Regions from separate parts of the Mus musculus genome. Here region 1 is linked to region 2. A link is a loop called in an ENCODE intact Hi-C map of the cell type or tissue named here. Cell type or tissue: heart. All regions are shown on one strand. Each heading gives the region's core, and the rest is flanking DNA. Links, peaks and the distances in the headings are about the cores only. Region 1 has its middle 54 kb from the start of Gm29952. Region 2 overlaps Actn1 (actinin, alpha 1).

Evidence for each region. Peaks named below come from ENCODE experiments on the same cell type or tissue, not always from the same donor. Only the 100,000 strongest peaks of a DNase experiment are listed, where the experiment ranks them.
Region 1: a loop joins it to region 2, with 2.0 times the contacts of the local background. A loop is called at or near these places in 5 of 42 quality-filtered maps.

Annotation. Positions count from the first base shown.
Region 1 is chr12:80,316,539-80,333,142 of GRCm38, forward strand. No RefSeq gene overlaps it. Among named protein-coding and RNA genes, the nearest start is that of Gm29952, 54 kb to the left of the region's middle. In heart, for the core only: a CTCF peak has its summit at 7,058; DNase peaks (open chromatin) are centred at 7,373 and 8,473; H3K27ac peaks cover 2,298 bases.
Region 2 is chr12:80,244,893-80,252,892 of GRCm38, forward strand. The region is part of intron 1 of Actn1 (actinin, alpha 1); the gene reads right to left. Among named protein-coding and RNA genes, the nearest start is that of Actn1, 11 kb to the right of the region's middle. In heart, for the core only: no CTCF peak of the experiment used is centred there; DNase peaks (open chromatin) are centred at 1,829, 2,369 and 4,849; H3K27ac peaks cover 1,263 bases.

The DNA of each region.
Region 1 (16,604 bases), core at 3,769-11,768, 75 kb after region 2:
ATGTAAGACAGTCACAACGAGAGAAAGAAGAGATCTTTCATATGTGTGCTCCAACTTATGTGGCACTCCAGAAGAGACAGATCTAACTGACATGGTGTTGGAGCTAGAAACCCTACAGGTTTGATCAACTGAGAGCACAGAGAGTCTTCCGTGGTGAAGAGGACCCACCACAGTGTGATTGTGGTGGAAGCACGGGTTTATAGGACAGAGCCATCTTAGATGTAAGATTGGACCACAGTTGCACAGAGGAGCAGGATGCCTGTGTAGCAGATGCAAGGCCCCGGGCTTAGTCCCCAGCATGGAAAAAAAACAAAGTGAAACCGAAGGAATGAATGAATTCAATTAAAGTGTTTTAAACGGCTCAAAGTACATGCTTAGCAGTGCAAAGCCCCAGGACCAATCTACAGCGTGCACACACACACACACACACACACACACACAAACACACAGAATTCCCTAAAAGTAACATATTACTATAGATGACTTAGACGTTATAAAAACTTAGAAGGAAAAGAAAGAGAAAGAGGGAGAGAGAGAGAGAGAGGAAATATAATATTTCGTGTGTGAAAAATCTAAAAAAAAAAATCTTAAAAGAAAAGATCTTATAGTTCTAACAAATACACTGGGTACTGTTATTCCGTCATGCTGTAGAATGTTTAACTGCAAGTGTTTAGGGCAGGCTGGATAGGATGCCCAGCAAAGTGTTAAGTGTTTGCACCAGGGACCCTCTGATCACGCTCTTCAGTGGTGCCTGGAAGCTATTGAGATGTTAGCATCTATTCCTCCAAATTCACCGGCTGCACGTCTGGTGTAAAGGGAAGCGAGCCTTTACAGACATCAGTATATGTCAAATTCTCTCACACAGGGTTTCAATTATACAAGGCAGATATTATTTCTCCTTCATGACAGGAATCATAGGGTTCTCAGGATAACTTTAGGGTACAGGGGTTGGGGAGATGGCTCAGTGGTTAAGGACACTAGCTACTCCTCCAGAGAACCTGGGATCAATTCTGAGCACCCACATAGTGGCTCACAATAATCTGTAATAACTCCAGTTCCAGGGGATCCAGCACCTTCTTCTGACCTCCTTTATAGGCAATAGGCACGTACATGGTTTACATCCATACACATAGGCAAGGGGTGCACATAAAACAAATCTAATCATAATTCACGGTTCAAACTCTAGGCCTTGAAAGAACCTAGTGGGGAAACCCCCACTCAATTTCCGTTCGGCGCGCACCCAAGAATCACAAACAGACGACCATCTTGATGTAAAAGCATGAGGTAGTTTAATGATGGAGCTCCAGGCCGACACATATCTCCCATAGGAGACAGAGGTGTCGACCACATGGTGGAGCCATAATGGCGGAGCTCCGGTTCGAAACGTATCTCACACAGGAGACAGTGGTTTCGACCCTGAGGCTTGGAAGCTAGGGGTTTTTATAGAAAAGGGGTGAGGCTGGGGGAGGAATTGGCGCAGTTTTACATGATTGGTCCATTTAAACATCAACAGACTGTCAGAAGGGTGGGAGATAGGGTGGCACCAGGCCAGTCAGGACATGTAACAAAGGGCCTGCCTGGGCATGTCTTGGCCTGTTCTGCTATGTTCTCAGCCCCAGGTTTTAAAGCTCATAAACAACTCTTTGGGCTATTTGACATAAATTACATGAATCACATGTCTCAAGTTTTATTTCCTTTTAGTCTATCACTTGCTATTGTTGCTCTATCTCTTGTTACATGACTTTGAACATGCTCCTTAATCTCTTGTGTATTTGGACAACAGCAGGTCAGCAGGCCCTATGAAGACTTGCTAAGAGTTGTTGTTGTTTTTTTCTGAGACGGGGCATCATGTAGATTTCACTATGTAGTTGATGCTCTTACCTCTATGGCCCAGCTCCTGGACTTGCAGGCGTGCACCGCCGACGCTTAACTCTGGCATGTTCAGTTTTATGTGCTTTACCTGACACACGATGAGCCTTCAATAAATCATAACTGCAATTAAAGTAGCAAAGAAGCAATATCAAAGCCTTCCAGAGATTCCCAGAAGACCCCAGGTCCCTTCCTTTGAAGAAGATGGTGGTGCTATGGGGTTTGTAGTCAGAGACCACTGTAACCTACCTGGATAAGCAGTCCCTGGGCTGCATCCCATACAGGGTCTGGGAATTTATTATGGTAACAGTAATGACTCTTTATGCTTCTATAGCACTTGTGGGTTTATAGCGTGCTTTGGGTAGCTTCTTAAAAAGGCTTCATTTTAATGCCATTTTAGAGAAAAAGAAACTGGGAGAGGCAGGGGTAGGGCTGAAGGAGGATTCACAGCTAGCAGAAGACTGAAATCCAGGTTGGCAGACTCCAGTTACAGTAACTCTGAGCTCTCCCATCTGGTCTTGCCTCTTACTCTAGAAAGACTAAGTTATATATTGAGTTTCTATGCTCAGTGCTCAGTATGCAAGGGAGGAAGGCCTGGCAGGCCAGGCTCAAGGTCAAGGCCTGGGGTCTGTCTCATGATAATTAGGACAGTAGGGACAGGCCCTGCTCTCACTAGGTGGGGTCCCTGAGAAGCTGTTGTCTGTACGATGGGTCTTCCTGGACTTACCTGGCCTTAGAGCACAGGAAAGGAAGAGCTGAGTCCCAGGAGGCTCAGCCCACACTATCAGTTAGAGCAGGCTGAAACATTGCTGGCACAGGCCATCAGTGCAGTGCACAATTTCCTGGCAGGCTAGGGTGGGGTATAGGGTAGGGACAGGAAAGAACACAGGGAGTGCCTTGTGGTGACTGGAGTGTTCCATGTCTGGGGTAGGGTTCCACAGGCATGTGATGTAAAAAAAACCACCGGAATTTCTACTGGAATTCTTTCCTGAAGATCAGTGCACTTTACAGAATATAGGTTGCAACTCCATTTTCAAGTATTCCAGAGGCAGAAGCAGGAAGACTGTCATAAATTCAAGGCTAATTTGTTCTATATCGAGAGTTGCAGAATAGCTGGGACTATATAGCTAGACCCTGTCTCAAAACTAACTAACTAACTAACTAACTAACTAACTAGTATATTATAAAAACAAAACAAAACTCAACCTTTCTCCAAAGTATTCTCCTGTGTTCTTTAACCCCAAAGTAAAGAATGTAGTTTTGCTGGGTGGTGGAGACACAGGCCTTTAATCCCAGCACTGAGAGGCAGAGGCAGGTGGATCTCTGACTTCCAGGACAGTTTTGGTCTACAGAGTGAGCTCCAGGACAGCCAGGACTACACAGAGAAATCTGTCTCAAACCAAACCAAACCCAAACCCAAACCCAAACCAAACCAGAACAAAACATCAATGTAGCTTGTGCTGAAGTGAGGACTGAAGTGTGAAGAGTCACAGTGCAGGGAGCATAGAAGCTTCCTGGGTCTCCTGAGTAAGGCAGTAGCTGGGCCCCATGTGGCAGCGGGATCTATGGTGTGCATTATGGAAGCTTTGAGGGTCCGTTTCAGGCGACACTGTTTTCCTTCCATAGTTGAACTACTGTTCAGGCAGACAGTTCTCTCCAGCAAGAGCTGAGGCAGCATTTTCTTTCTTCCCCCTTCTTGCTGATGGCTGTCGGTTTTGAGACCATTGTTGTTCCGGCTGTGTTCTCAGTCATCTACACGTAAATAGGAAGCAGATTTCCCACCAGCAGATCTGAGGATGAAAGGGTCTCTCTCCGCATCTATTTCTAACCCACGTGTTCAATAAAAACCCAGCCTGTAAGCAACCATAAGCCTCTGTGCGTTGAATGAATAGTGGTTAGTAGCAGGTGACAAAAGGTGCAGGCCTTTCTCCATGAGCTCCAGGCTAGCCTGGTCTACACACGCAAATTCTGGGCCAGCTGGGACTACACAGTGAGAGCAGTCTCAAAACAAACAGATGTAAGAGGAAGGGTGGGTATCGGTGCCTGCTGCTGAGCCTTGCAACCTGAGTTTGATACCCAGGACCCACAGGGCAGAAAGAGAGGGTTTCTTTCCGCAGTTGTTCTCTGTGTGGTACGTGTGCCCTTCCCCCACAAAAAAATAATAAATGTAAAACAACATGCAAGGGGAAAGGTCATAATAACTGAAGTGAGATGTTTTTGTTTATCTCTTGGAATTAACTAGAACTAGACAGTAAAAAATAATTATAATGGGTTTTAACAATACACTCGATTGAACACACACTAATTTTTCTTCTTTTGAGGCTGTGACCATAAGGTCTTCTTAAAAATCCTGTTCGAGAGGTGTTTAAAAATAATAGGAGCCATAATTAAGCAAACTTGGCCATAAACTGGCACCTGTGGAAGGCAGGTGGCAGGGACTTCATGAATTACTCTGTTTTCATGTTTTTATCTTTATTAGCTTTGTCAGTATAACATTATTATTATTATTACTATTATTATTATTTTCTTTCATGCTTTTTTTGAGACAAAGCCTCATTAGGCAGTCCCGGCTAGCCTAAAACTTGCTTTGTAGAGCAGGCCTTGAAACTCACAACAACCTTACCCTCAGAGTGCTGAAAGTCCAAGTGTGTACCACCTCACCTGGCTGCAAGGAACTTTAAAATAATCATGCTTAGGTAGAAAGAAGACTCAAGGAAAAAAAATTAAGCACAGAGAATTAATAGGCCACAGCCTCTGACCACCATCTATTAAAATCAGTCATGGATGCCATTCAAGGAGCCCCTCCATTCCTGAGTTCTCAAGTTTCCTTAATAAATCAGTGTTTGCTTTGCTCAAAATAATAATAATTCCCCAAATTCTACTTATAGTTCTTCCTAAGTGTCCTCAGGGGTTTGTTTCAGCGTTTCCTAGCATGCCTCCAGGTCTACAGATGGACAAACCCCATAGAAATGGTGTCCAGTTTGCATATAACCCATGCGTATACTCCCACATACTTCACTCTCTAGAGCACCTGCAAAGTCTAAAGGTTAGTCACTTTTATTTTGTCACTGTGACAAAACACCCGAAGGAACGAGCTAAGAGAGGAAAAGGTTAGCCGGGCGTGGTGGCGCACGCCTTTAATCCCAGCACTTAGGAGGCAGGGGCAGGCGAATTTCTGAGTTCGAGGCCAGCCTGGTCTACAGAGTGAGTTCCAGGACAGCCAGGGCTACACAGAGAAACCCTGTCTTGAAAAACCAAAAAAAAAAAAAAAAAAAAAAAAGAGAGAGAGGAAAAGGTTTATCTTGGCTCACAGCATCAGGGGTTACACATCAGTTCACTGGCTGCATTGTTCCAGGGCCTGTGCCAACATAGAGCATTGTGGAGAAACGGCAAGGTGGGACAGAGCAGTTTACCCATAACAGCCAGGAAACAGGAAGAAATATTCTCTCCCCTTTGTTCCTCCCTATTGAATGCAGCCCCCACAGGATGGGTCTACCTTGCTAATCATCTTAGGAAATGCCCTCGTAGACAGACACACAGCGAAGTGTGCTTCATTGATCTCTTAGGTATCTCTCAATTCCCATCAAGATACCAGCCCAACACAGATTAACCATACCAGCCCAGTGCCATATCACACTATGTAGCAGCTGTTATCCAAGGAATAACAGCAAGTTAAGATGTTGTAAGGTTCAGCAGAGATGCATTTGCCTTTTCAGTCTTCAGCTGGTTCAATTAAAGAATGTGGAGCCCTCATGTATAGATAGATAACTGTGTATAGAAATTAGGGCAAAGAGCTTCCCTAGCATTCAAGAAGCCCTGGGTTTGACTTGCAGTACCAAATAAAAATAGGTAAAAATGGTACACACCTGTAATCCCAGGTCTCCGGAGGTAGAAGCAGAAAGATCACAAACTCAAGGTTATCCTCTGCTACATACAGAGTTGGAGGCCAGCCTGGGCTACATGAGGCTCTACTTAAAAAAAAAAAAAAGAGTAGGAGGAGGAGGGGAAAAAAAAGAAAGAACATAGCAAGAAGCACATTTTCTCTTGGATAGAAGAGAAAAATCAAAACTGAAATTAAAAGTTACCTAGAAACAAATGTTGCAGCGAATGTTTTCATGGTTCATTTATCCATCCCTTTGTTCTGCAGGCGTATCTTAAAAACTCCCCCTGTTCCTGGAACTGGGAGAGGCCAGGGGAGCCAAAGCACCGTCTGGAAAGCTCTCACATTCTCATGACAGGAATAGACAGAACTAGTGACTGACCCTACCCAGCATGCAACAGTAGAGCTGCACAGACCAAACAGGTCAAGGAAGAGGGCTTTGGGATGGAGAAGGAGAGGTGAGGTTCCTGCTGAAGCTGACTAACTCAGCCAGTGGACAGGACGTTCTCCTGGGGATGGTGATATCTGGACAGATGGAGTGAGGCACAGCAGCCAGCAGGAGAGCAAAGCGCAGAGCTCAGGAAGAGGGAGTCAGCGTCCTCTGCACCTCAGTCCCCTAGGCTCTGATGTGACTCCTGACTCTAGGCGCAGAGTACAGGTGGAGGCTGAGCTCTGGCTTGTCTCTTGGAAGCATTGAGTGGGGGGGGGGGGGTTTCAGGAAGCTAACTTAGGTCACAATTTGGGGCACCCTTGATGGCCTTTGGTGCTAGACAGCTCTCCCAGGGGGCCATTTCACACTCAGGCACTATATTACCCTAGACACAGGACTGTTCTCGAAGAGCCAACAGAACTAGCCATCAACAGTTGAGAGACAGAGGCAGGACTTTGAGTTCAAAGGCAGCCTGGGTTACCTAATATGTTCTGGGATACATAATGAGACTGTTTTAAAAATTAGATGAATAGCCCCCACAAACAAACAACCAAGCTGCCCAAAGTTCTTCCCAAGAACAAAGTATATCCATTCAAATAGAGGGAGGGTCCTGCAGTTCCTGTGGCGAGACCCTTGGCCAAGAGTAACAGTTTCATCCTTAGTCCAGAACACACTATGTAGCATTATGTCTGACACACAGTAGGCACTTAGTCAGTGGCAGCTACTATTCTAATAAAGACTTAAGTTACTCGGGACCTGGGAAGAAGGTGCAATCATTAAGAGCACTGTTTGCTCTTGCAAACAACCTGGATTCCCAGCACACACAATGACTCAAACCATATGTAACTCCAATCCAGGGGATTCAACGCCCTCTTTCGACGTCTGCAGGTACTGCATGCACATGGTCTGCACATAAAACACGCAGGCCAAACACCCATACACATAAAATAAATTAAAAATAAAAGACAACTCACTTATACAGAAATTGAATTGAAAGCTGAATTTCCCTGTAGGCTGAGGCCTGGAGAGCCCTCCAGGGCTGGCCTGTGGGAACCAGAGGAAATCTGTTTCTAATAGGGTTCTGTGGAAGCTTAGTGAGTTCTTCTATCCAATTAACAGGCCCAGCGGACACGAGGGAACAGATTGCTTCCTGAGCCTGGACACTGCCATCCCTCATCCCGTGGAAATGAGATTATGATGAGGGCAGGGCCAGAGAGGAAGCTGACCTAACTCAATTATCAGCCCTGGTTTGTCCATTTTAGCCTGGGAGGAGGTGAGAGGGGAGGGTGGCCAGAGCTGCTCAGGAAATGACAAATCTGAAAACATGGCTGAGACAAGCCCACCTCAGCTTCCTTGAGGCCTATCCTGGAGTTAACAGGCTCATCTCTGTGCTCTTCTTATCAAGTGCTGGGTGCAAAGGTCCCAGTGGTGCCTTGGAGATCAATGTGGGCATCCCTTTATAGCTACAAAGACTCTGTCTGCTTAATCTCCCTAGAGACGAGGTGGTGGTTACCTGTCGAGGCCCTCAGTGACATTATTGATTCAAAGACAGCTGACTACACTGTCACTGAGACTAGGGACAGCTGGTCTTGGATTTGTCATAAAGCAGGTATGGAACTTTGGGAGGTCTCAGGTGACAGCCTCAGCTATAAATGAGATTTACGACCTGCGGTAGACACGAGTCTGTGTTCTTGGCATCTTTTCATCTCCTTCTGGAGGGTAAGGCATGATCTCCAGGTGGGTTCACACCAGCTCCCATCAGTCTTGCCTCTTGCCCTCCTACCCTTCAGAGCAGGAAGCCCTGTCCTGGTTTGTAGTGGCCCAGGCAGAGCTACCCTCCGACTCCATTAGGGACTTCAGAAAGCTTCTGTGTCTCGTCCAAGGCAGTGTGTTATCCAGAATGATGGTGCAGCTACCTCAACACCTCAGAAGAGGCCAGCCTGAGACAAAGCAGACACATACAGCAGGAGGCAGAGCCTGGAGAACCACACAGGAGGAACTAGGGCCCCGAGAAATGTTCGGCCACTCCATTCTGGAACCTTTCAGCAGTGCTGGCCAGGCAATAGCTCTCTGTGACATAACGTCATATAGCTTGTGAATGACAAACAGAAATAAAAAAGGAAAGGACATGACTGGTCCTAGGTAGTGGGGGAAAGTTCACTGTAGATAAAAGGGAGAGCATAGCCAGAGGCAGACACATCTGGCAGAGTCCAGAGTGAACAGCATCCTGAGCTGGGACATGTGAGGAAAGGGGGAGGGGGGAGGAGAGAGCTAGTCCAAGAGGTCAGGAGGGTAGAGGGTAGGAGACAGAATAGCCAAAAGGACTGGCTTAGCAAAATGGCTGGATTACATAAGGAGGGTAGCTGGGGGAAGGGCAGCCCAGGACCTGGGCTGGAGAGGTTCAGGGTAGGGGGCAGGGCATGCCAACCATACCCTGTCATAGGTAAGGACCTGCCAGCCAGGTTCACTTTCATATGTTAATGGCACCTCAGCCATTTGTCCTGATTTGAGACCTAACAGTTTGCAGGACAGTTCCTGTTGCCCGGCACCACCAGTATCTTTAGGAACCAAGATTTCATTCAGACTTCAAAGGCTCCTGAGGGGAAATTGGCTTCTGTCATTTCTACCCAAGGATAACAGTTGCACCCTGGGTGGCTCATTGGACACATCCACTCCGTTTCCACAGGAAGGGTGGTCAGGAACCTGTTGGGGACTTTTCTCATTTCTACCTCTGTCTGTAAATTGAGACAGATGAGCATTTTTTTTTTTTTCTAGGCTGGATAAAAGAAGCCCATCGACAGATACGCAGGGGGAGGTGGATGCTTTCTGGCAACTAGCTCTGTCAGAGAGATACTGCATTCCCTGGCTGGCCACTGCGCTTAAACTGGGTTTCGCTCTCTTGTTCTCAGGACGGCTAACTTAGAGTCAGTCTGTCTCCGTTTCTCAGCTCTCAACACTCCCGGCACACAGGATTTCAGCTATGATTATGAATCGACTCTTCCATGTTAACCCTTCTCTTACCTTCCCCAGACTGTTTTGGCTGCCTGTTTGAGGGGCTTGCTGGGCTTGGGATTCAATAAGCATCTAGCAGGTTCTATCTATGGGACAGGACCGTGCTAGGAGTTTTCACATACATTTCCTTATTTCCTATCCAAATTGCTCCTGGTGCTTCATGCTCGTTCCCTAGAAAGAAACTGAGTCACCAAGAGTTCTAAAGGTGCCTAACCAATACCAATACCGGTGCTGATAAAAGAAAATGCATCTTCCTCGAGCTACCACTGACCACTTCTGGTCGGGCGGCTCTGACGTCCCTTTCTTGTTCCACTGTGAAGATGGCAGAGGCTGATGTGATCATGAGATTCTTAGGCATTGGAGGAAGTGTTCTGAGAGCAGATGGCAGAAATTGCCAACCAGACACCCCCTCTTCCCCCCCCCCCCCATGGCAGTACTGAGTTCCTTTCAGGAACCTTTAGCCAATCTGGTTTTCCCAAGTCTGAAGGGCCAGAGGCAACTATGTGCCACTGGGGTGCAATGGCCCTAAGGCAGGGTCAAGGTAGGTGAACCTTGCCCAGTTCCTGTTTGAAACCAGAAGCAGAAAAAGGAAGTGGCCAAGGCCAATTCACAGGAGAATTTTCTCCTCCTTTTAATTTTCCTTTAAATGTTTTTTTTCCTGAGATAGTTTGTGTGCCCTAAAATTTACCCATCCAAAGAACACAGTTCATTATTTTGTGAACTCCTCTGTAAACCAGGTTGGTCTCGAACTCAGAGATCCACCGGCCTCTGCCTTCCGAGTGCTGGGGTTAAAGGGGTGCATCTTCACTGCCTGGCATTGTACTACATTTTAATCACTTGGCACTCACTCCCCATTTTCCCCTGGACCTTTTCATATCACATACAGAATCCAACAGCATGCCATCTCTGTGAATGGCACCTGCCACTTAGCATGTTTGTAAAGTTCACCTCTATTGAAGCATAAATCAATAGTCCCCCCCCTTCTTCCCTCCTCACCCCCCTTTTCTAAAATGGTCTCATGTAGCTCAGGCTGGACCTGAACTCACTAGGCCGTTGAGATTGGCTCTAAACCGTTAATCCTGCACCTACCTCTCAAGTACAAGGATTTCGGTGTGCACCACCATACCCTGCTCTGTGTGTCTTTTCCCTTTTTGGTGGCATAATAACCCATTGTGTCAGTTTACCATCAACTGAGTTGCCCACAGCTCGCAAGATCTTTATGTGACTGTGAAGTCCCTTCTTATGTGATCTACCCAGCCTGCCCTCACGTGGGTCTCCGTTCTAGTGTCTGTGATAGTCACTGCCCTTTGTTTTATATGGCACAGGCAATGTACATTCTCCTTTTATATACATGTCACCTCCCCCCTCCTCCTCTTCTTCCTCCTTTCCCTCCACCACCACTTCCTCCTCTTCCTCCTCCTACTTCTCCTTTGGTTTCTCTGAGTAACAGCCCTGGCTGTTCTGGAACCCACTTTGTAGACCAGGCTGGTCTAGAACTCTCAGAGATCTGTCTCCCTCTGTCTCCCGAATGCTGGAATTAAAGATATGTGTCTCCAGACCTGGCTTTTATAAACGTTTTTTGAGAGAGGGTCTCACTACATAAACCTTCTCTGGACTGGAACCTGACATATTGGCCAGAACTCAACAAAGGTCAGCCTGTCTCTGCTGGTGGAGTGCTGGGACTAAAGGCTCACAATACCATGCCTCACCCTGTACATGCAGTGTTCATTTCCATACATGGTACTGCCTTGGCTATCATTCTGCACTTTCCCCTTCACTGACAGAATCCATGCTGCCATGAGTCTGTCTGGTTATCCCTGCCCATAGCTGTGTAGCCTATGGGAGTGGGTTGCTACCACATTTTACATCTCCCCCCACCCCATGAGGATGAATACCTGTTGGTCCCAGCTCTCTGCTACTGCCCAGAGACCTGCAGTGGGCACAAGTAGGTGTCTGTTTCAGGACCAGGTGGGAACATCTAGAACACACCTCCAGGAGTGGATTGCTCTCTCAGAGAGTGTGTAGTCGCCTCCATTGAGGTTGTGAGAAGTCTTTCTCTTTCCTGGTGGACAACAAGACTGGGACCACAGCGAGACAGAGCTGTTCTCACAAATTCCCCACTCAGAAATGGCAGCCAGGACACACTTTCTGGGTAGGTCTGCACACCTCAGTGTCTCCTTGATGAAGTATACTTGACTATAGAAGAGCAGTTCTAACTCCATCCTGTGTGTGTGTGTGTGTGTGTGTGTGTGTGTGTGTGTGTGTGTGCACGAACAGAGGTGAAGAGGGGCACATGGGCCAAGCACATGTGCAGAGGTCAAAGGCCAGCTCTGCACATCTGTTTCTCTCCCTCGGTCTTTTTTTTTTTTTTTTTTTTTTTTTTTTAAACACAATCTCTCCTGGCAGACTGAAGCATTGAAGATGTACCTTGTTTTGTTTTGTTAAATATTTATTTATTTATTTATTATATGGAAGTACACTGTAGCTGTCTTCAGACATACCAGAAGAGGCCATCAGAACTCATTACAGATGGTTGTGAGCCACCATGTGGTTGCTGGGATTTGAACTCTGGACCTTCAGAAGAGCAGTCAGCTCTCTTAACCACTGAGCCATCTCTCCAGCCCCTCCCTCGGTCTTTATGTGGATTCCAGGCATGGAACTCGGGTCACCAGGCTTTCGTGGCAAGCGCTTTAAGCCACTGAGCCACCTCCCTAGCTGAGGTCCACCTTGTACTTCAGTTCTCTTGAATCCCCCGTAAGCAGCCTGGCCCTATTAAGTGCTGTTATTCTTTATGCCTCATGGATTAGAGTTTTCAAGGGAAATTACTACTCCAAGAACTTGCTTGTGTTTTGGGGGTGCAATGACTTGTAACTGGGGAGAAGTCACAGGAAGGAACGGTTTCCCTACTCACCAGGGAAATGGGGTCTGATGGGAATCTTTTTTTTTTTTTTAAGATTTATTTTATGTATTTATGTATAAGTGCTTTATCATCATGTACAACACCTGCATACCAGAAAGAGGACATCTGATCCCATTATAGATGGGATCACAACCGTGAGCCACCATGTGGTTGCTGGGATTTGAACTCAGGACCTCTGGAAGAGCAGCCAGTGCTCTTAACCACTGAGCCATCTCTCCAGCCCCTGAAGGGAATCTTAACCTACCAGGGCTGTTAGTTTCCCAGAGAGACTCAAACCATCCTGTGTAGAAGATTCTCTTGAGAGACCTCCTAAGTTTGGGGATGTTGGTCACTCAGGCAAAGCTGAGAGCCATGTGGGCTCCTTAAGGATTCCACTCAGAGCCAGGCAGGGGTGGCACATGCCTTTCATCCCAGCACTCGGGGAGGCAGAGACAGGCAGATCTTTGTGAGCCTGGTCTACAGAGCCAGTTCCAGACAGCCAGGTCTATACAAAGAGAAAACATGCCTCAAACAAAACAAAAGATTCCACTCAGCTACAGTGTATATCCCTCTAGCCCACAGTGCCTCTTCAAAGGCAGAGGGGTGTCTGAGAAAGTCTTAGGTAAAGAATCCATTTGTGTGTAATGTGAATCGCTTTGTCCTCATTTTGGTTTCTTGAGTTTGCTTTTTTCATAATAGGCTCTTCATAAAGTGAAAACAATAACCCTGCTTGACAGACCACAGCCCTAAGTGAACAGTCGGTCACCAGCAACGTATGTCACTGAGGCTTGCTGGCAGCTGGGATGGGAAATAGTAGCTACGGTGCCTAGGGCTCCCCCAAGCTGCTGCCATTTCTTTTCTTTCAAAACTTCTGGTTTTCTAGATGCTTCAGAAGTGTTTAGGAAAAGAAGGCAACCCTGATTTCACAACACGGAGCTTCGTCTGCATGTGTGCTCCCATAAACGCGGAGAAGGAAGATGGGGAGATGGTATTTTCAGTCTCCACGACCCGCCACCTATATTTCTTGTCAGCACTTTGCTTTATAGCAGCATCAAGGATGATGGCCAACAGGTCATCAGACACAATGGTGAGCATAGAAAAGGTGGGGTTTTTTTTTGTAACCAGGAGAGGCCCAGGACTATAGAGCTGAATAAGCTTGTCAGTCCTCTCTCTGCTGTAACTGAGGGGCAGCAGCAGCTGGAGATCAAAGTCCAGCAAGGAGCAGGAAGTGACTCAGAATGGTGTGGGGCAGGAGACCTGGACCTGCTAGTGACGCTCCTTTTCTGCTTCATTCTTCACTTCCACTGAGGGAGGGCCTGATGTCCCCTCCAGGGGGTCAGAATTTGTACAGCAGGAAATGTCTGGGAAACTGTGTAGCAGGACCATTCCGTGCCTCACTCCCCATGAGGATGGACAGGAAGACAGCACCTGTAACTGCAGAGTTTGCCTTCACCTAACTTCTCTACAATCTGAGCTAGTTGCTGTTGGGGCTAGGAGAGGGGGAGGGGAGACCCAGTATCTATTCACAAGCTCTAGGAGGAAGGGGTAGTAAAAAGAACTGACAGGCACTAATAATGCTCCTCTCTGGTCTGGCTATTCTCTGTGCTAAGATTGTATTGAGCCAGTTAAGCACATGACCAGCCAGTTAAGCTGGCTGTATGGAGTTTGCCGTTATCCTCTAGAGCCTAGATCTTCTAGATTTTGAAGGTGGGAACTCTAGAACCTGAGGAGAGTGGAGACCTGATTCCTTCCTGTCTGCCAAGGCCTGTCCCAACCCTGCAGGAGACTACATGATCTACGACTGCATTAATGGTTGTAAGGGCCAATTTCAACTAGAACAGATGAGCTAGTAATCCAAAACAAAAATATAGCTTGGTTGTCTTTTTTTTTTTTTTTTCCTCTCTCCTAAGACAGGGTTTTTCTGTGTAATCCTTGCTGTCCTGGAACTTACTCTGTAGACCAGGCTGGCCTCAAACTCAGAGATCTGCCTACCTCTGCCTCCTTCCTTCCTTCCCTCCTTTCTTTCTGAAGGTGCTGAGAGTACAGATGTGTACCTCCCTTGGCTTTGTAAACCTGACCTCCCAGCCATTTCAGTCTTTAGGGTAAGTCTGACTCTTGCATAGGAGATCCTAGAGTCACACTTGCCATGTCGTACCAGCATCAGCCCAGCCTACCCTTCCTTCATTCCAAGTGGAATCCAAGAACTTACTTTTCTCACCCGGAGGAGGAGAGGTTAAAAGTGCAGTGTTTAGCAGGTCCATACAGTCCCCTCAGGAGTAACTTATCTCCCAGTCTTAGGAAGTGTTTGCCTACTGGACTTGAAACCAGGGGGCAGGGGCGGCGGGTGGTGGGGGATCAGTAGACATAGCTGCTGACTGGACTATCTCCATAGGTCTCTCCGTGGGATCTTCAAGCTGGGGGAACCGTGATCCAGGCACTGACTGACCTTTGTGCCAGCCAACTCTTTCCTGACAGATGTGTGGAATAAGACAGAGCTGAGGCCAGCGTCCACCTTTTGTGCTGATCCATCTCTCTCAGTGGGTTTAATCCCCAGCGCCACAACCCCCCACCCCCCAAACCGTAAAGGACATGAGCTGCACACTGCTCATTCCGGCTCATTTGAGAAGACTCAGTGTTCCAGAGCAGAGTAAAGCTTGGGCTTGCACCTAGGAAGACTCCTTTCCTCACCAGGCCTTGCTCCTTAAGAAAGAAAGAGAGAGAGAGAGAGAGAGAGGGAGGGAGAGAGAGAGAGAGGGAGGGAGGGAGGGAGGGAGGAAGGAAGGAAGGAAGGAAGGAAGGAAGGAAGGAAGGAAGGAAGGAAGGAAGGAAGGAAGGAAGGAAGGAAGGGACAGGGTCATTCTATGTAGCCCTGGCTATCCAGAGAGTTGATGTGTAGGCCAGATCAGAATTCTGCCTGCCTCTTGCCTCCAAGTGGCTGGGATTAAAGGCATGTGTCACTGCATGCAGCCATCAGGTCCTTTCTTGAACTTGAAGGGTCTTTTAGTCTCAAGCCCAGGCATGGGCTTGTAAACGGAAGCAATCAGGTTCCTATTCTCTAGTTCCTTGTATTTCCCCATGTCCTGCCCCTCCCCCTCAGCATGTTGATGACTTTTCTCTTACAGCCAACCAGAGCTGAGAATGTGGTCAGAGGTGCAAGCTCTTGGGTGTAGGGGGAGGGTGTCCCAAACTCAAGTCACTCTTTTCTTTTGTCAAAGCCTCCACCTGACACAAGCTGCCTCCGTGTGACCATTTGCAATCCCTTACTATTGCTGTACATTGTGATCCAGCCCCAGTCACACTTGATAAGAGTGAGGCCATAAGGAAATCATGCAGGAAGCCAGGCCCCAGAGACCACATTCAGGAAGCAGTGAGATCAGTTGGGAGCACCAGCCTTAGTGATCAGCAACTGAAACTCCACCTTTGAAATGGGACAGAAGAGGCTGGTGAGGGCTCTCCCCCTCTCTTGTAGGGTCAGCTCTTAAGGTCCCGCCTGCTTGGTGCTTTGTCTGCTGTATGACACTGTGTTCTGACCTCTCTTCAGGCAGATGTGCTTTACTGGAAACCATTTCACCTTTAAGTGTAATTCCATTGCCTCTTTTCCACCAGTAATGCAAACCGCTCACCTCTCACATTTCTCTGCCCTAAGAACCGCGGCCATGCTCCCACATCACTAATTCAGCTCCTTTACCACTGCAGGCAGCAGATGTGAGCTTTCCTTCCTTGATCTATTGATCTATCAGACTTCCTTGCTGGTTTTTATGGTTTAGCCTTTTTGGATGAGATACTAAGATATTCTCTCTTCTCTTCTTTCTCTTCTCTCCTCTCCCCTCCCCTTCTCTCTCCTCCCTCCCTCCCTTTCTCTCTCTCTCTCTCCTTCTCTCTCTCTCTCTCTCTCTCACACACACACACACACACACACACACACACACCCCTCTCAATCAACCCTGCATAGAAAACTGGTTAACTCTTCTTTGGCACATGCAGCGGTTTTCCATGGCTCCCTCCTTCCCAGGTTCTTAGGGATGGCCCAGCACCAGGTCTAAGAACTTGACCTCAGAAGCCCAGAGAGCTTTGGTGTCTCACTTCTTAAGGTCTAGGTCTTTTTCTAGTATTATTATATTAAAATTTTAGTTTAATAACATTTGCCACCCCTTATCTCAACCTTTATAAGCTTGTTGTGAGCAAGGATCTATGAGATCTCTATCAGCCATGTCTGGCTTTTAAGCTTCCAGCTCTTAGGGGTGGCACTACAAAGGGTCAAAGGTCTAAGAGGTCTCCCCAAAGGCTCCAAAGCAAGCTTTGCAATGTCTATGGTAATGGGGAGATCTACTCTCTTCCAGTGCTTGTAGGCTGAGACTTGCTGTCAAACAGTATTCTTTCTCTGGAGGACCTTGACTATCCATATTTCTGATGGACTGACATCCAAAAAGCCTTCTTGTGGGGCGTGCACATGGATGTCAAGCCAGCAAGCACAACAACAAAGAGAGGTGCCAACGACAGGAATACTTGTGTTA
Region 2 (8,000 bases), core at 1-8,000:
CTCCAAACAAGGTCTCACTCTGATGTCCTAGGGAACTGGTTTCCCACTCAAGGCCACACCCTAGCCAAGCATTTCCTGAGTCAAGACAAAGAAGGCTGAGTCTTTGAGCCTAGTTATAGAGCACTGACTTCTGTGTAAGTGAAGGACAGGTGAGGAGAAACTCCTGGAACCTGAGAGTATAGAAAGTTCCCACAAGTAAGACTGCAGAACGCTTAGCTTCAGGCACAGGCTGGGAAGACCAGGGGCCCATCTTAAGATCACCTGAAGAAGAGCTTGAATCCTCTGAGCATCCCTTCAGAAGGGACCAACATGGTTAAGGAGATGGCTCAGTGGTTAAGAACGTTTACTGCTCTATGGAGGACTTGAGTTCAAGTCTCAGCCCCAGTGTTAGGTGGCTCACAACCATCAATAGCACCATCTCCAGAGGATCTGATGATCCATTCTAGACTCCGCAGGAACCCAAACACAAGTGCACACATACTCACAGAGACACACGGATAAAAATAAAAGCAAACCTTAAAAGGAAAAGCCCACCACCAAAAAGTCAAGAACAGTGAGTGGTACACACCTTTAGTCCCAGCACTTGACAGGCAGAGTGAGGCAGATTTCTATGCATTTGAGATCTGCCTGCTCACATACAGAGTTCCAGGCAGCCAGAGCTACACAGTTGAGACCCTGTCTCAAAACAAACAGACAAAGGGAGTGGGGGGAACAGAACACTGACAAGGTCCAGGCCTTAGCGATGATTCCCACGTGGTAATCCAGTTAAGACCCTGAGCACCACCTTAATTTTAACTACCAGCATGGAGCTCTGACCACCATTCGGTGATTATAACCATCATGGGTTATAAGCAACACTCAGCTATGACTGACTGGCCCAGCACCAACAAAACCCCCTGGGTCTCCTGAGGCTCTGGCACTTCATAGCACCAGTGTTCCTATGCTAAGAGAACAGGACAGGACTCTGCCAAGTGGCTCTTGGAGCTAATAGTTCAAAAGGGACAGTGTCCCAAATGCCACTCTCCAAAGTCCCCGACAGGAAGGTAGCAAGAGAAACAAGGCTTTACTGGACACCATGTCCTAGCCAGCTGGAGGTCCCATGGTTCTATCCAGTAACACACCTATAGTGGTTTGAATAGGACTCTCCCCACAGACTCTGTGTTTGAATGCTTGGCCTATAGGAAGTGGCACTATCGGGAGATGTTGGGAGTAGGTGTGGCCTTGCTGGAAGAAGTGTGTCACTGTGGGGATGGGCTTTGAGGTCTCCTATGCTCAAGCGATGCCCACGTGTGGCACAGGTACCTGCTGCCTGTGGATCAAGACTTAAAACTGCTAGCTCCTTTTCCAGCACCATGTCTGCCTGCCTGCCCGCTGCCATGTTTCCTGTCATGACAATAATGACTAAATCTCTGAAACTGTAAGTCAGTGTAAATTAAATGTTGTTCTTTATAAGAGTTACCATGGTCATAGTGTCTCTTCACTGCAATAGGATCCCTAACTAAGACCAAACCCCAAAGCTAAGGTGGCTAAAGACAGCAGGCTAAAGACAGCAAACCACACCTCAGGGAGAGCAACCAACATTAGCCCAGCCCAAGGAAGGAGAAGGAAAACTGAGACCTTAGTTTGACATCCTTTGGGGCCCCCAAGCAAACACAAGAGGACCAGAAACTTGCTAAGATTTTCTGAAGCAGGGATCACAGCCAAATATCCAACCTCCAGGGAGAAAGTGGTAGGGTGTTGGGGGAGGGACGAGCATGGATAGTCCCCTCAGGAAAGAAATCTGGAGTGTGCACATGGCTAAGAGGAAAAGCACAGCTGGGCTGTCTTCAAGGAAGCTGGGAGGTGATCAACTGCACCCTTGAGACTGAACACAAAGGGAACAGTGACAGGAGGCACGGCAGAGTCTAAGATCATCCAACACTCTGACACAGTCCAATGAGGAGGAGGGTTCCAAGCTACACCTGAATCTGGGGAGCCAACTAGACCTCTGTCCTGAAGCCAGGACACAACCTCATAGCTGGAGTAGCACTGGTCACTCAGACCCTGACACACAAGGCCTTCCTGTCGGACTTTCCTGCTACCCAGCCACCTTGGCCAGAGGCACACAGTGAGTTGGGAAACAGCTACAACACACAAGTTTTTTTGTGCCTTGTCATCAGGGAGCTAGACAATGTCTGTCAGGGAGGTCTTTGGAGACTCACACTTGCTACGGGACTCCAGGAAACCCCACAAGCATACACCATCTACTGCCCAAGCCGCCTCGGGTGACTGATCCTCCAAATGTCCTCAGAGCCAAGAGTTTCACAGTGACGCTCTGAGACAGTATTAGCAAGTCTGCCAACACATCTGTCTCTTCCAAGTTTCTCACCAGCCCATCCTGGAAGCCCAGGTGCCAACTGGGCTAGGCAACAGCTAAGTGGCTGAGAGCCAGGACAAGAGGAGGGGGGAGCAAAGAAACGGGGCAGGGATGGAGAGTTACATGCTGTCATCCCACTAGCTGTCCAGCTGTCCTGGGGGACTGGGACTGGGACTGGGACTGAACAACAGGGGTTTAACACAACTCCTGCCTCTGCCATTTTCTAAAACTCTTATGTTCATCTGAGCCTCCAACAGGCATGTCTGTCTCACAGAGTACTGGCTTCTGAAACCCTAGTTTCAATCCTCATCACCACTGAAAACCAAGCTTGGTGGAACTCACCTGTAACTCCAATACGTAGAGATGGGAGAAAACGAATCAGAAGTTCAAGATCATTCTTGGCTACATAATGAACCTGAGATACGTGAAATTCTATCTCAAGCAAATCAAGATACATACATACATATATACTTACTTACATACATACAGATAAATAGGTGAGAGATAGATGAGAGAGAGAGAGAGAGAGAGAGAGAGAGAGAGAGAGAGAGAGAAATGTTGCTACTCCAAGAAGACAATAACAAGATAGTGAGAGAGTATAAGTCCTCAAGACCCTAACCTCAAAGCCCCAGGATGGCAGGTAGGACATGGGAGCAGGTAACCACAGCACATGGGAGTCAGGATGCCAAAAAACAAGCCTAGGAAAAAAGACAGTGTTGAGACTGACTTACTTACATCCTCCCTCAGAGAGCCCACCACAGAGGCAGGAAGCTGAGCTCTGGCTTTACTGTCACCTGCAAGGAACAATGAAGCTCAGGCAATGTCTCCTCCAAGCCTCAACAGGACATGGGATGCAGGGTTTCGATGGGAGCTATGAGCTTAGCTCCAGTTTTTTTTTTTTTATTTATATTTTATGTGCATTGGTATTTTGCCTCCATATATGTCTGTGTGAAGGTGTCAGATCCCCTGGAACTGGAGTTACAGACAGTGTGAGCTGCTGTGTGGGTACTGGGGATTGAACTCACGTCCTCTGGAAGAACAGCCAAAGCTCTTACACCACTGAGCCATCTCTCCATTATCTCCTGTTTCAAAATGGTCACAGATTCATGCCAGCTGCCCAGACAGGGTTAATACGACCATATGCTTATTAACAAAAACATGAAACTCAGGATACAGGTCCATGCCACCAGGGAAGCCACTGGGATTCCAGAGAAGCTGGAAGTCCTGAAGAAGCTGGGTTCTGAAGCTCAAGTCGAATGTGTTAAAATAGAACTCTACAGTCAGCTAGTCAAGAACTAGCTTCAAAAGCAGACACTCTAGAAACCCCTGCTGTGCTCACCTGAACCTTTCGGGTCTTTCCAAGAACTCCCAGATGCCCTTTACTTCCTGCCAGCCGTTCCATCTCAAGTGCTGTGAGCCCTAAATGCAAGCCCATCTGGGAAACACCAAGAATGTGCCCAGTCCAACCCGCAGCACTATAAACGACCTCTCGTGCTTTTGTGGGATTAGGACGCATTAACAGTCACAGCCATAAGCCCAGGATGGTAGACCCCAAGTTAGACCTGCTCTTCAACCAGGGTCTTCTATGGAGAAAGGCCCAGGGGAAGGTTCCCCAGTCAGGTACCCCCAGGTGCCAAAGTGGCCCTACCACTCAAAGCTTGGCAGCCTCAGCAGGGCAGTAGTAGACAGGCCCAAGTACACGCATCAAAGGTGTAGTTCTGAATTTTCAAAATACATGTATAAAGCCAGGAGTGCTGGTGCACACCTTTAACCTCAGCACTTAGGAGGCAGAGGCAGATGGATTTCTGAGTTCCAGCCAGTCTATAGAGTGAGTCCCAGGACAGCCAGGACTAAAAAACAACCCTGTCTCAAAACAAAACAAAACAAAACAAAACAAAACACAAAAACAATAAATAAGTATTTATCGACACACAAACACAAGTAAGATAAACTTACATATATATTTAATTAATCAGGCTATAAGATTACTGTCATTTAACTTTTTTTTTAAATGTTACTCTGTTACACCTTAACTTATTATATGCACCTGCGCAAATATGTGGAGGTCAAAGAACAACTTCCAGCAACTAGTTCTTCTCTCCCATCACATGGGTTCCAGGCACTGAACTCAGGCTTCAGACTTGAGTCTTTCATTGCTAAGCCATCTCACCAGCCCCACGTTGCTTAACTTACATTTTTAAAAAAAAGAAGAGAGTGGAGGTGTCACCCTGGTCTAGTATGCACAAAGTCCTAGCTATATTCCATGCCCAGAACCACAGAACAATACATTAAAGGTGGTGGCTGGGTGGGGGTGGGGGTGATCCAGGGAAAAGGGGGTGGGCGATGTGCACAGACACCTCCAGTCCAGTAACCCAGAGGGCAGGAAACAGGGATCCGGGCCCAGTTCCCGCCTCCAGGAAAACACATTCACATGGCCCCTCATCCCAGCTCTCAGAGCTGAGTCTGGAAAATCACTTTTGGGTTCCTGGAAAGAAAGGCCCTTCGGAAATATCGGGAACTGGACTGGAAGGTGCCATCGTGTATTATCTGGAGGATGTCTGTGGTGTTTGAAGGGAACCACTCCCCCAGACTCAAGGCTTCAGCCAGAAACAACAGAGCTGCTGCTGGCAGGCAGTGAGACACAAAGGGGCAGAGCAGGGCAGGGTCCCCTTTCCTAGGCTAGCATTGGACGAAGAGGGATTAAAAGTTCCACTTTTTCTCCATTCCCAAAATACAAGCTGTTTGGCCTCTCTGTGTGGGGCGTGAGAAGAGAGCACCTGACTCCCACAGCCCCTCCATCCAAAAGGGAAGGGGGTCTCCTGTCCTAAGGGAAGACAAGCTACCTGAAGAGATTTGCCTGAGGGAGATCAATCACCTCCAGGTTCTATCCCCTGTGGCATTTCACCTACAGAGGGTTGAAAAATGGAATCCAACACCATCTTTCTCCCATCATTTCCACCTCTGCAGATGACTTTAAAAGAACGTTTTAAAAGGGCAGCTTTCTCTGGAAGGGCTCATACCCGTATTTGACGGCTGTCTTTTTGAGACTCCTCTTTGAGAACCCCACACCCATGCTCTCAGGTGTACCTTATCTTCTTCTGAGCGCCTTTCTCTCTCTTTATCTTTGTGACTAAGCCTATACTAAAGTATCTTTCTTCAGAAGAGGGGCACGGTAGCTCATACCTATAACAGGTCTGTAATTCTAGCATTCAGGAGACCAAGGCAGAACTGTTGAGTGTTGGTGGCCAGAGTGGGCTACACAGTGAGTTCCAGGTCAGCCTGGGCTACAGAGCAAAAACCTGTCTCAAACCAACTAAAATAAATAAGTCTTCAGGGCCCTATAAGCTATAGCTTGGCAACACAATCCTGGGCCTGCAACCCTACTCCAGACAGCCCCACAGGCCCCAACCACCAGGCAGCAGAAGCAAGGTAAGCAAAGAGGCACAGTCCCTGACTGGCTGCCTTTCCACCCAGAACCAACAGCTGGGGCCTCTGGTTTAGACCCTCTGAAGCCCTACAATGCTCAATGGCACTGTCCTCCAACAGGACAGCCTGGTCCAGAAACTCCCAGCCCTGAAATGGCAAAATCCATCCAAAGCCCCAACTTCCCTTACATCTTTCTGAACATGACTCTCAAGGCTTAAAGTGTGGACACCTGCAATCAAAATAACCCTGCTGCCTGGAGCAAAGCCTGTCTGGTTCCCCCAGGTGACCATAAACAAAGGGCAGGGCAGGTGAAAGGAGGAAGCAGCAGGGAGGGGATGCCGAACGCCAAAAGCTGGAGTCAGGGCTAAGAGCACCTTGGGGGTGCACAATGTGGCTACTGACATTCCCCCCTCCCTCTCCAACTAAGAAAAGTAACTTCAGAAATGTCTGTGTGTCATCCAGGATCTGTCAGGCTAAGAGTCCCTCCAGAGACTTTGGCTAAAACTCCCCCTAAACATTTCAAGTTGTGTCCAGGCCTTGGCTAAAGTCCCCTAACTTTTCTGAGTCTCATTTTCTCTACCCTAAAATGGAGATCAGCCCTCGCACGTTTGCTCACCGACATTAGTGGCAAGAAATCACATCACGGTTAATGTAAGAGTATAAATGTGAAAAACCATGAATCATAAAACGAGCCCTTGATTACATACCACCCCGAGGCATTGTTCACTCACATTTAAGACTCCAGTCTCAGTGAAATCATAAGCCCCTTCACAGCAGAGGGTGTGTCTGTACTGATGGTTAAAAGTCAGAATTCTGAAGTTAATCTGCCTGGCTTTGTGCATAACTCAGCTTATTAGCCGGTCAGCTCCTGGGCAAGCGACTTCTCTGTGTCTCAGTTTCCCATCTAGCAAAACAGACTACCAGCGCCTTCCTTGAAGAGGCGTGCAGACTGAGGTCATCTCAGTCAGTTAACTTTAATCACTGTGAGCTGTTGGTCTTTCTTTCTTACTTACTTACTGTTAATAAAGACTAGCTGGTTGACTGATGCAAAACAGACAGCTCTCCTGGCCAATCCACCCTCGAGAATCTTCTCTTCCCTCCCCAGAAAGTGGACAGTGTTTACATTTCCCTTTTAAGTACCTTTCACTTATGAAACATTTCAAACCAAAATGGAACACCTGGGCCTTCATGTCCACCCCTTCCTCTGTGGGCCTGGGAGCACATTACTCTGTGTTCCTGAATTCAGGTCATCCTAGAAGAGTGACCACCCTACATCTCTGTCCCCTGCTGCTGTGAATGCTAATGCCCCTGACTAAGGGTGTCTGACTGACAGGCTGGCATGCAAGGGTTCCTCCATCCTGGAACTTTTGGGACACAATCCTGGAGAAGACTCTGATCCATCTCAGTAGACAGCAAGTCATAGCCCTATGGGAGGCCCATGGTAGCCAAGGACCAAGCAGGCAGTTTCCAGGGGAACAGCATCCTCCCCATCTACACCCAGTTCCCATCCTCACTGCCTTTTATTCTCCTCCCACCTCTATAGAGGGCTAAGTCACCTACCCACTATTGCTAGGCAACTTCCCAAGGAGGTGGGGCTGGCTCCCCTGCCCATTCCTGCCTCGGACCCAGAGGAAAGCCACCCTTGCCTGCTGACCCTGGTGACAGCAGAAGGCGAGAAGAGAAGTGACCACAGTCCAACAGGGTTTATAGTTGAACATCTACAGGACTCCCTCACAAGGTGGGGACTTGGGGAGATAGGGAAAAAACCACCTTTCCTCCCAGCCCTGTTCTGATGTTTATGTATCATAAATTCTCAGGCAGTTTCCAAGAGGCCAATCAGACAACTTGCTTCTCTTCCTGATGACTCTTGAACGCTACTACTACCATAGCTCATGGTTCCAAATCCCAGCCCAGGAGCAGACAGCGAGCAAGAAGAAATGGGGTGGGGTGGGGTGGAGTGGGGGTGGGAGCTCAGGAGCACTGTTACCAAAGTAAGGATAAGTTATGAGGCCGGCAGATACCATCTGAACTCCTGTGACAGTATTCACATTTGGGAGGTGGGATGACAGGCAGCTGTCAGCTTCTTCTTTATATTATTAGTCTTTTCTTGGGATTTTCATTCGAGACATAATTCTCATAACATCAATGTCACCATTTTCCGCAATGCACAATCCAGTAATTTTGAATCTATTCACAAGGCCACGCAACCACCACCACA